2 separate regions of the Homo sapiens genome follow, and region 1 is linked to region 2. Evidence: chromatin loops called from intact Hi-C (ENCODE). Cell type or tissue: B cell. All regions are shown on one strand. Each heading gives the region's core, and the rest is flanking DNA. Links, peaks and the distances in the headings are about the cores only. Region 1 has its middle 840 kb from the start of AMY1C. Region 2 has its middle 860 kb from the start of LINC01676.

Region 1 (4,403 bases), core at 190-4,189, 170 kb before region 2:
TTCATTAATTTAAAAGTTTTAATTTGTCGATTTCATCTATTTCTGTAATTAATATTATACTACATTGAAATAACTATTGTATCCTTGTGCTATCACTTTTCACCTCTTTTTGTTTGATAATGTACTTATATATGTTCAACAAGACCACAATCCTTCTAAAATTAATAATGATGTACTTTAAACCTGTAGATGAAAATACATTACACTGATAGAACTAACAACTGATTTAGTCAATAGTGTATAGTGTATGAGAGCACATACCTTGAAATCAGGTACAACTTTGAACTAATACTCTCAAAAACATAAATTCTTCATATGTCAAATGTGAGTAATCATTTGTTACAGAGATATTAAAAATATAAATTACATTATTAATTCATTCAACAAACTTTTTTAAGCCTTTACTCTGCACAAGTGACAATATTAGTGTCTAGGGATATAAAGATGAAAATGACACTAGGGAATCAAACATGAAACCAGTAGTTATTAAATTGCAATAGTGATTAATTAAATAAAAAGTATATGATGCTACAAATGTATACTACTCATATAGTTTTAGTATCAGGAAAGGTTTGTCTGGTGGAGAAATATTTGTGAGAATAGTCATTAAATCCTTAGTTTTATGTAGGAAAAATATAATTTACTGCCCAGAAAGTAGCTGACATGAAGTAGGTACTCTGTAAATATTTGCTAAATAAATACATAAACAAATTAAGTAAATAAATATTATTACTCATTAAGATAATTTAAAGAACTTGAAGATGTTTTGATATTCAGATAAATGCTCTAGGGTAAGGTGGAACTTGCTTTCATTGATAAAGTATATTTTGAATCAAAAGAGATATTTCCAGAGTTAAATCATCACAGTGTTCACTCACTTCACTTTCACTTTCCCTCTGGAGGTCATAAGCCATAGGGGTCTCTCTTGGTACTGACCTGTGCTGCATGGGTACATGAGTAAAATAAAACTATTCCCACCATCTTCAATGCATCTATTTTACTTTTTTTTTTTTTTTTTTTTTTTTTTTTTTTTTTTTTTTTGCTTTAACAGTTTGCAGAAACTTCTCCATCCAGCTCTGTTTAATGCTGCAAAGAAACCTACTTTCTTCTAGTCCCACCCAGGATATTTAGATGATCAACATTGCTAAGTAGTTGGGAGAGGTTGAGAGCAGGAAAGAAAAGCCACAGACTCCATTAACTGTTTCATGAACTCAATCAGGAATCGCACACACAAGCCACTTTGAACTCCTCACCTGTGGACTACCCCAAATGACCCATGAGCACCCCAAATTCTCTGTGAACCTTGTCCTGTCTCCCCAAGTCAGCTCTTTGAGCACATCTTCATCAACAGGAAATGCAAGTGTCTTAGATATCCAGCCCAATTCTGAAAGACTAAAAGACGGTACAAAACTTGAGCATTTCAGTACTTCACCTTAGGGAAAACAAACAGAAGGCTCTTGCCACCTGGTCTTGCTTTGTGGGAACAAGAGAAAGCATACAATTTTTATAACTTTCCCCCAAGAGGAAACAAGAAGTATGGAGAGATGCATTTTCAGGTGGTATGGTTTGGTTCTGTGTCCCCACTCAAATTGCATATCAAATTGTAATCTTTAATGTTGGAGGAGGGGCATGGTAAGAGATGATTGGGTCATGGGGCAGACTACCCTCTTGCTTTTCTCATGACAGTGAGTGAGTTCTCACAAGATCTGGTTGTTTAAAAGTGTGTAGCACTTCCTCATTAGCTCTATCTCTCCGGCTCCGCACGTGACCATGTGCCTGCTTCCCCTTCACTTTCTGCCATAATTGTAAGTTTTCTGAGGTCTCCCAGCTATACTTCCTGTGTAGCTGGTGGAACTGTTAATTAAATTTTTTTCTTCATAAATTACCCAGTCTCAGATAGTTTTTTAAAGCAATGAGAAGACAGACCAATAGAAAATTGTTACCATAGAAGTGAGTCATTGCTAAGTTTTTTAAAGCAAAGAGAGGACAAACCAACAGAAAATTGTTACCATAGAATTGGGGCATTGCTATAAAGACAATTGAAAATGTTGATAGCGACTTTGTAACTGCATAATGGGCAGAGGTTGTAAGATTGGGGAGGGTTCAGAAAAAGAAAGATGAGAGAAAGTTTGGAGCTTCCTAGAGAGTGGTTGAATGGTTTTTACTAAACTGCTGATAGTGATACAAACAATGAAGTCCAGGCTGAGGTGGTATCAGATGGAGATGAGGAACTTATTAAGAACTGAAGCTAAGGTCACTTTTGTTATGCATGAGCAAAGACATGATCTGAAACTGAAACTTATATATAAAAGGGAAGCAGAGTGTAAAAGTTTGGAAAATTTACAGCCTGAGCACGTAGTAAAAAAGAAAAACTCATTTTCTGGAGAGAAATTCAAGCTAGCTGTAGAAATTTGCATATGTAAAGAGGAGCCAAATGTTGATAGCCAAGATAAAGGAGAAAATGCCTTCAAAGTATTTCAGAGAACTTTGCAGCAGCCTCTCCCATTACATACCAGGAGGTCTAGGAGGGAAGAATGGTTTTGTGGGCCAGACCCAAGGTCCCACTACTTTGTGCAGCCTCAAGACATGTCATCCTGCATTGCAACTGCTCAAGCTTCAGCCACTGCTAAAAGGGCCCAAGGTATAGCTTGGCCTGTTGCGTCAGAGCATACAAGCCATAAGCCTTGACAGCTTCCGTGTGGTTTAAAGCCTGTGGGTGTGCAGAGTGTGAGAAGTGAGTTTTGGGAGCCTCTACCTTAAAAAGGATGTATGGAAATCCCTGGATGTCCAGGAAAATGTCTGCTGCAGGAACAGAGCCCACTTAGAGAGTCTTTATCAGGGCAGTGAAGAAGGGAAATGTGGGGTTGGAGCCTCCACACAGTCTCCACTGGGACACTGCCTAATGGAGCTGTAAGAAAACAGCAACCATCCTTCAGGTCCCAGAAAGGTAGGTCCATTGACAGCTTGCGCCATGTGCATGGAAAAGCTGCAGGCACTCAATAACAGCCCTTGAAAGCAGCTGTGGGGACTGAACCCCAAAGAGCCACAGGGGTGGAGATGCCCAATACCTTGGAAGCCCACCTTTTGCATCAGTGTGGCCTGGATGTGAGACATGGAGTCAAAGAAGATTATTTTGGAGCTTTAATATTTAATGACTGCCCTTGGATTTGCATGGGGCCTGTGGCCTCCTTTTTTAGCCAATTTACCCAACTCCTGTAACCCCATTATACCTTGGAGGCAATTAACTTGTGTTTTATTTTACAGGCAAGTAGGCATAAGGGACTTGCCTTGTCTCAGATGAGACCTTGAACTTGGACTTTTGAGTTAAGCTGGAATGAGTTAAAACTTTTAGGGGCTGTTGGGAAGGCATGATTGTGTTTTGAAATGTGAGAAGAACATGAGATTTCGGGGGGGCCAGGGGTAGAATAATATCGTTTGGCTTTGTGTCCCCACCTAAATCTCATTTAGAATTGTAATCCTCAATGTTGGAGGAGGAGCCTGGCGACAGGTGATTGAATCATGGGCCAGACATCCCCCTTGCTGTTCTCATGGTAGTGAGTGAGTTCTGATGAGATCTGATTGTTTAAAAGTGTGTAGCACTTTCTCCCTTTGCTCTCTCTCTCTCTCGCTTCACCATATGAAGATGTGCCTGCTTTCCCTTTGCCTTTCACCATGTTTGTGAGTTTCCTGAGGCCTCCTCTGCCATGTGTACTTTACAGTGTTAGGCCTCTGAGCCCAAGCCTGCATGTAAGTCACAAGACTGTCATGTCACAGATACCCTCCCTATACTCAAAAGAGAAAAAATGTCCTTATCTCTGAAGACACAGGGACACAGAGTAAATTTTGTACAACCAGGTAAACTTCCTCTAGTTTGTTAGATTATATCACAACCTTTTTGTTCAATCATATTTCCTCACAATTACACACTTATTTATGAAACAGCATAAAAATACAAAGGTTTTATTGTTTCTTTGAGTCTGTGAAGGTTTCCAAGTCACATAAAACTTATATTAAATAAACATGTACATTATTGTCTTATTAATCTGTCTTTTATTATACGAGCCTCAGCAATAATCAGGCAAAGAATGAGAAAAAAATCATTTTTCATCCCTTACATAGTGTTATTATATTATTTTAAAGTAAATCTACCTAAATAAGTACTGCCTACATTCTATTGTTTGTGTTATGAAGTCAGCTGTCACTCTTTGAAATCAGTATGCCTTTTTGAATAAATGCTTTTAAAATTTTCTCTTTGCCTTTGGTTTTTAGACTTTACAATTATATATGTATATTTTTAAAATTGTTTTTGTTTTGTATTTATTCTACTTGAAGATCAAAGATTCTCTTGAATCTGTGGCTAGATATCATCAGTTTTAAAAATATCTCAATCATTATCATCTGAA
Region 2 (4,403 bases), core at 232-4,231:
TACTTGTATTAATTTCCTACACGAATGTGTATTTGGGTCACTCATCATGTTTGGAGTTAGGTTCAGCTGAATGCCTGGCAGAGGATAGGGAATCTTGTAAAACTATCAAGCAATGATTACCTGCTTAGGCTATAGAAACTGCTATGGACACAGGAACAATGATAGTTCTGTTACTTGTTTTGTCCCCTGCCCCTAATACTTTTTCTCTAGTGAAAAATCAGTTGTGATGGCTAACATTTCAAGTTCACATGAAGAATGATGACACATTGACAACATCTTATGATAGCAGAAGAGCTTTTGGGACATGTGGTTCCTCGTTTGGACAAATTATCTTTAGTTAGATAATAGATGAGACCAGTGCTGTGGACCAAAAGGAACAGAACATGTGGGAAATCTTTACTCTTTTTTCTCCATATCCACACTCCACCCTTTACCATTCCTCTACTTATTATGGTTGATGAATATGGCTCCTTGCGATTCTGCTGCTTCTGTTTTCTTGTGGGGGGGGAGGGGGGAGATGGGGGATGGGGGATGGGGAAGAGGGGGATGGGGGAGGTGGGGTATGGGGAAGGAGGGGGATGGGGAGGGGGGATGGGGGAGGGGGTGGGGAGGCAGGGGGTGGGGGGATGGGGGTGGGGGGATGAGACGGGGAGGCAGGCGGGATGGGGGATGGAGGTGGGGGGATAGGGGGACAGGGAGATGGGGTATGGGGGACAGCGTGGGGGTATGGGGAAGAGGGGGGGTGGGGGGGAATGGGGGGAGGAGGGGAGGGGGGTGTGTGTGCAGGGGGAGGTCTGCAGTCTGGAATCTGGGTAGGAAATTGAATAAAGGGAGTAAAATGTGGCCAATGGCTTTTCCCTGACTCCTTCTCAGCAGGGGCACCTTAGGCTTGCTGGATTCCTCAACTAAAGAAAAGAGATTCATGTTAAACATTGTCTCCATCTACTACTCTACTTCTCCTTGGCCTTCAGAACTGGTGTGCTAATAATCCCAGGGCTAGTAGCCCTGGGGGATTATATTACCTCCTAAGATTTTCCTTTTGTAAATCATTATGTCCGTTCCATAAAAATTTCCCAATATGAGCAGTCCATGTAGTAGAAAGATCTGTTCTTTTTTTATTAAAATTTCTAAGTTATTGTCATTTTCTTTTGTAGATAGTGTTGTGCGTATTTAAGGTGTTCAACATGATTTTTTACAAATTATATGCAGATAGTAAAAGGGTTACTACAGTAAAGCAAATTAATGTATGCATTATCTCAAATAGTTACCCATTTTATGTTTTTTTGTGTGTGTGGAAACAACAGATTTCCACAAAATCTACTCATATAGCAGGAATCTCATATACATTACAATTTTATTACTTAGACTCCTTGTATTGTACCTTAGGTCTCTAATCTTGTTCATCCTACATATCTGCTACTTTTTATCCTCTGACCGACACTTCCCCATTTGCTACAGTCCCACCCCAATCCTGCCCAGGTAGCCACTGTTCTTTTCTCTATGTTTGTATATTTGATTTATGTTTCAGATTCCACATATAAGTGAGAGATCATGAAATATTTTTCTTTTTACACCTGGCTTATTTCACTTAGCATAGTGCCCTCCAGTTTCATTCATTTTATGGCAAATGGCAATATGTCACTTTTTTAGGGTGGCCAGCTCTGTTCATTATGGTTATTCAAGTACTTAGGCTTATTATTTTTATTTATTTACTTATTTTACAGAGTCTCACTCTGTCACCCAGGCTGGAGTGCAATGGCAACATCTCAGCTCACTGCAACCTCCACCTCCCGGGTTCAAGCAATTCTCTTGCCTCAGCTTCGAGAGTAGCTGGGACTACAGATACGTGCCACCACACACGGCTAGTTTTTGTATTTTTTTTTTTTTTTTTTTTAGTAGAGACAGAGTTTCATCATGTTGGCCAGGCTGCTCTCGAACTCCTGACCTCAAGTGATCCACCCACCTCGGCCTCCCAAAGTGCTGGGGTTACAGACATGAGCCACCATACCCGGCCAAAGTGCTTAGGTTTATATTTTTATTTCCTGCTTGTTATTCCTTAAGACTTATATTCATCTGCATGTACAATGCCATGTCTGTCTAGTCTACTTTCCTGCCACCTCAGTGAAAGGAGCAAAATTTCATGGAAGCTTGCCTAATGTCTTAAGACTTAGGCTAAAATGCGTGTATCACTTCCACTCACATTATTTTAATAAAAACAAGAGCAGCTTTATGGGCATGTGACCTATGCAGTGCCAAAGGAACCTACACTTAGAAGGGCCCCATGCTGGAATTAATGCTCTTCTGTCACTTTTTTGAAATTCTTAAATTTTTGGACTCTTTTTGCATGCTCTTGGGAAAATTGAGCATGCATGTGAGCAGAGGAGATAAACATAATATGTGTGTCTACTGTTTCTTGCTGCACCATTTACAGATAAATTGTGCAACATTCCATGAGCACACAATTACAATGGACCCTGGGCGGATGGGAATTCAGCAAGACTCAGGGCAAGAGCAAGGTTAACATGTAGTTCTGAGACTGATTTAAGTGGGAGCACTCAGCCCTGAGAAACTTTTCTATTGAACCAGGACTTTCTTGATATGCAGAATGAAGGCTATGGTGTTTCAAGAAACAGGAACAACAAGCAAGTCTACCTTATCCTTTCTTACCAGTTTTACTTCCTTGTATTCACTTACACTGAAGATGAAAGGAAGGGGAAGTAAAAAAGCAACCTATAGTTTCTTTTCATTTCAGTCCTTTTTTACTCATCAGTAAGCCAAAAATAGAGAGCATTGAGAGTATGCATGTTTATCAAGAAGTGAAAAAAAAAGCAGTTGAGTTGATTTTGTGAAGTGTTTCCACTGTTCTGATAATAATGAAATACATATGTATAGACTATGAAACATGAATTTTGTAATTTCTGTTATTCTTCATAAGCATTAAATGCCCTAATACTTACATTGAAAGCTGGAGTTGAACAAAATGAATGTAAACAGAAAAATTAATATTAATAATTAAAATTGTTATAGCTGAGTATAGTGGCTCATGCCTGTAAACCCAGCAACTTGGGAGGCCAAGGTGAGAGGATTGCTTGAGACCAGGAATTGGAGACCAGCCTGGGCAACAAGGTAAGACCCTGTTTCTACAAATATAATAATAAAATAGCCAGGCATGGTGTCATATGCCTGTAGTCCTAGCTATTTGGGAGGTTGAGGCAGGAGAATTGCTTGAGCCCAGGATGTCCAGGATGCAGTGAGCTGTGTTTGTGCCACTGCACTCCAGCTTTGGTGACAGAGTGAGGCCCTGTCACAAGACATAATAATAATCTTGTTTATTTTTTTTCTTAAAAGACACTAATTAGCAAATACAAATATGTGATAAGTTGAGAGGAAGAAACAGATAAATGAAAGCCTTATAAATTATTAACAGTACCTTTAATGGAGCTTTTTTTTCCTGCTTCTTCAACACATCCTCTTCTCCATTCCCAACTCTACATATTTTCATATTACACGGAGCCTCACAAATGTGGAGATATCCCCAAAGGAGAACATAGTCATATTATTAAAAATTGCAATGAACCCTAGGAAGATAGAGTATTTGGACATGCTTGTGCTCCAGAAAAAAACAGTACATGAGATTTTAGTTAAGAAATAGTGGTTACTTCTTGAGCAGGTCATAAAATGAGTTTGGTAAATTCATTCTAGAAAGCTACAAGTTATGAATCTCTGTAAGAGTCCTTTTTACTTTTTCCTGAAAATTTAGAATATTAAAATTTAATATGTGGAAAGATTTGGTAACAAGCAGTTTTTAGAATGTTTATCACAGTACTGTCAAACTAATGTATCCTACTTCCTCTTCCATGAAATGTGGAAAGGAAACAGCCTGTTGCAAACCGCAGGCAAGTGGTGTGCGTGGGGCATAACTGGATTTCCATACTTTTTATGCCATTAGCATAGTCTTGTGTATAGGATGTAAAACGAAGAATCTCAGTAGCTGCAACTTTCCACCTAAGTACTAAACACTGTTTCCTAATCCACATTCACATACTCCATTTAGGCAAGTACAAAAGTCATCCTAAATCAAGTGCCATGTTTTCCTTCTTTTATCTATGTTTTCTTAAAAAAAGAGTTTTCACATACACAAAAACATCCAAAAAATTCACTGGGTATTCACTATCAGGGTACTATTTTCTTGCTATGTCAGTTTTTAAACAGTCAGTCTCAACTGAAAAAAAAGTGAAATGTAAAAAACCAAAAAAACTAAAGAAATGGGTGTTTCATATAAGTATTCACATATACACATGTGTATTAGGTACAAACATTTCATATATTTTAAAATAATGCAGAAGTTTTATCTTTATATTATAGTATGATTTAAATTATTATTTTAGTCTGATATTATGATA

The links. A loop is a pair of places that touch in the nucleus more often than their neighbours do. Peaks named below come from ENCODE experiments on the same cell type or tissue, not always from the same donor. Only the 100,000 strongest peaks of a DNase experiment are listed, where the experiment ranks them.
Region 1: a loop joins it to region 2, with 25 times the contacts of the local background. A loop is called at or near these places in 1 of 110 quality-filtered maps.

Annotation. Positions count from the first base shown.
Region 1 is chr1:104,591,377-104,595,779 of GRCh38, forward strand. No RefSeq gene overlaps it. Among named protein-coding and RNA genes, the nearest start is that of AMY1C, 840 kb to the left of the region's middle. In B cell, for the core only: no CTCF peak of the experiment used is centred there; DNase peaks (open chromatin) are centred at 1,755 and 2,205; H3K4me3 peaks cover 1,400 bases; H3K27ac peaks cover 1,231 bases.
Region 2 is chr1:104,757,497-104,761,899 of GRCh38, forward strand. No RefSeq gene overlaps it. Among named protein-coding and RNA genes, the nearest start is that of LINC01676, 860 kb to the right of the region's middle. In B cell, for the core only: no CTCF peak of the experiment used is centred there; a DNase peak (open chromatin) is centred at 2,695; H3K4me3 peaks cover 504 bases; H3K27ac peaks cover 644 bases.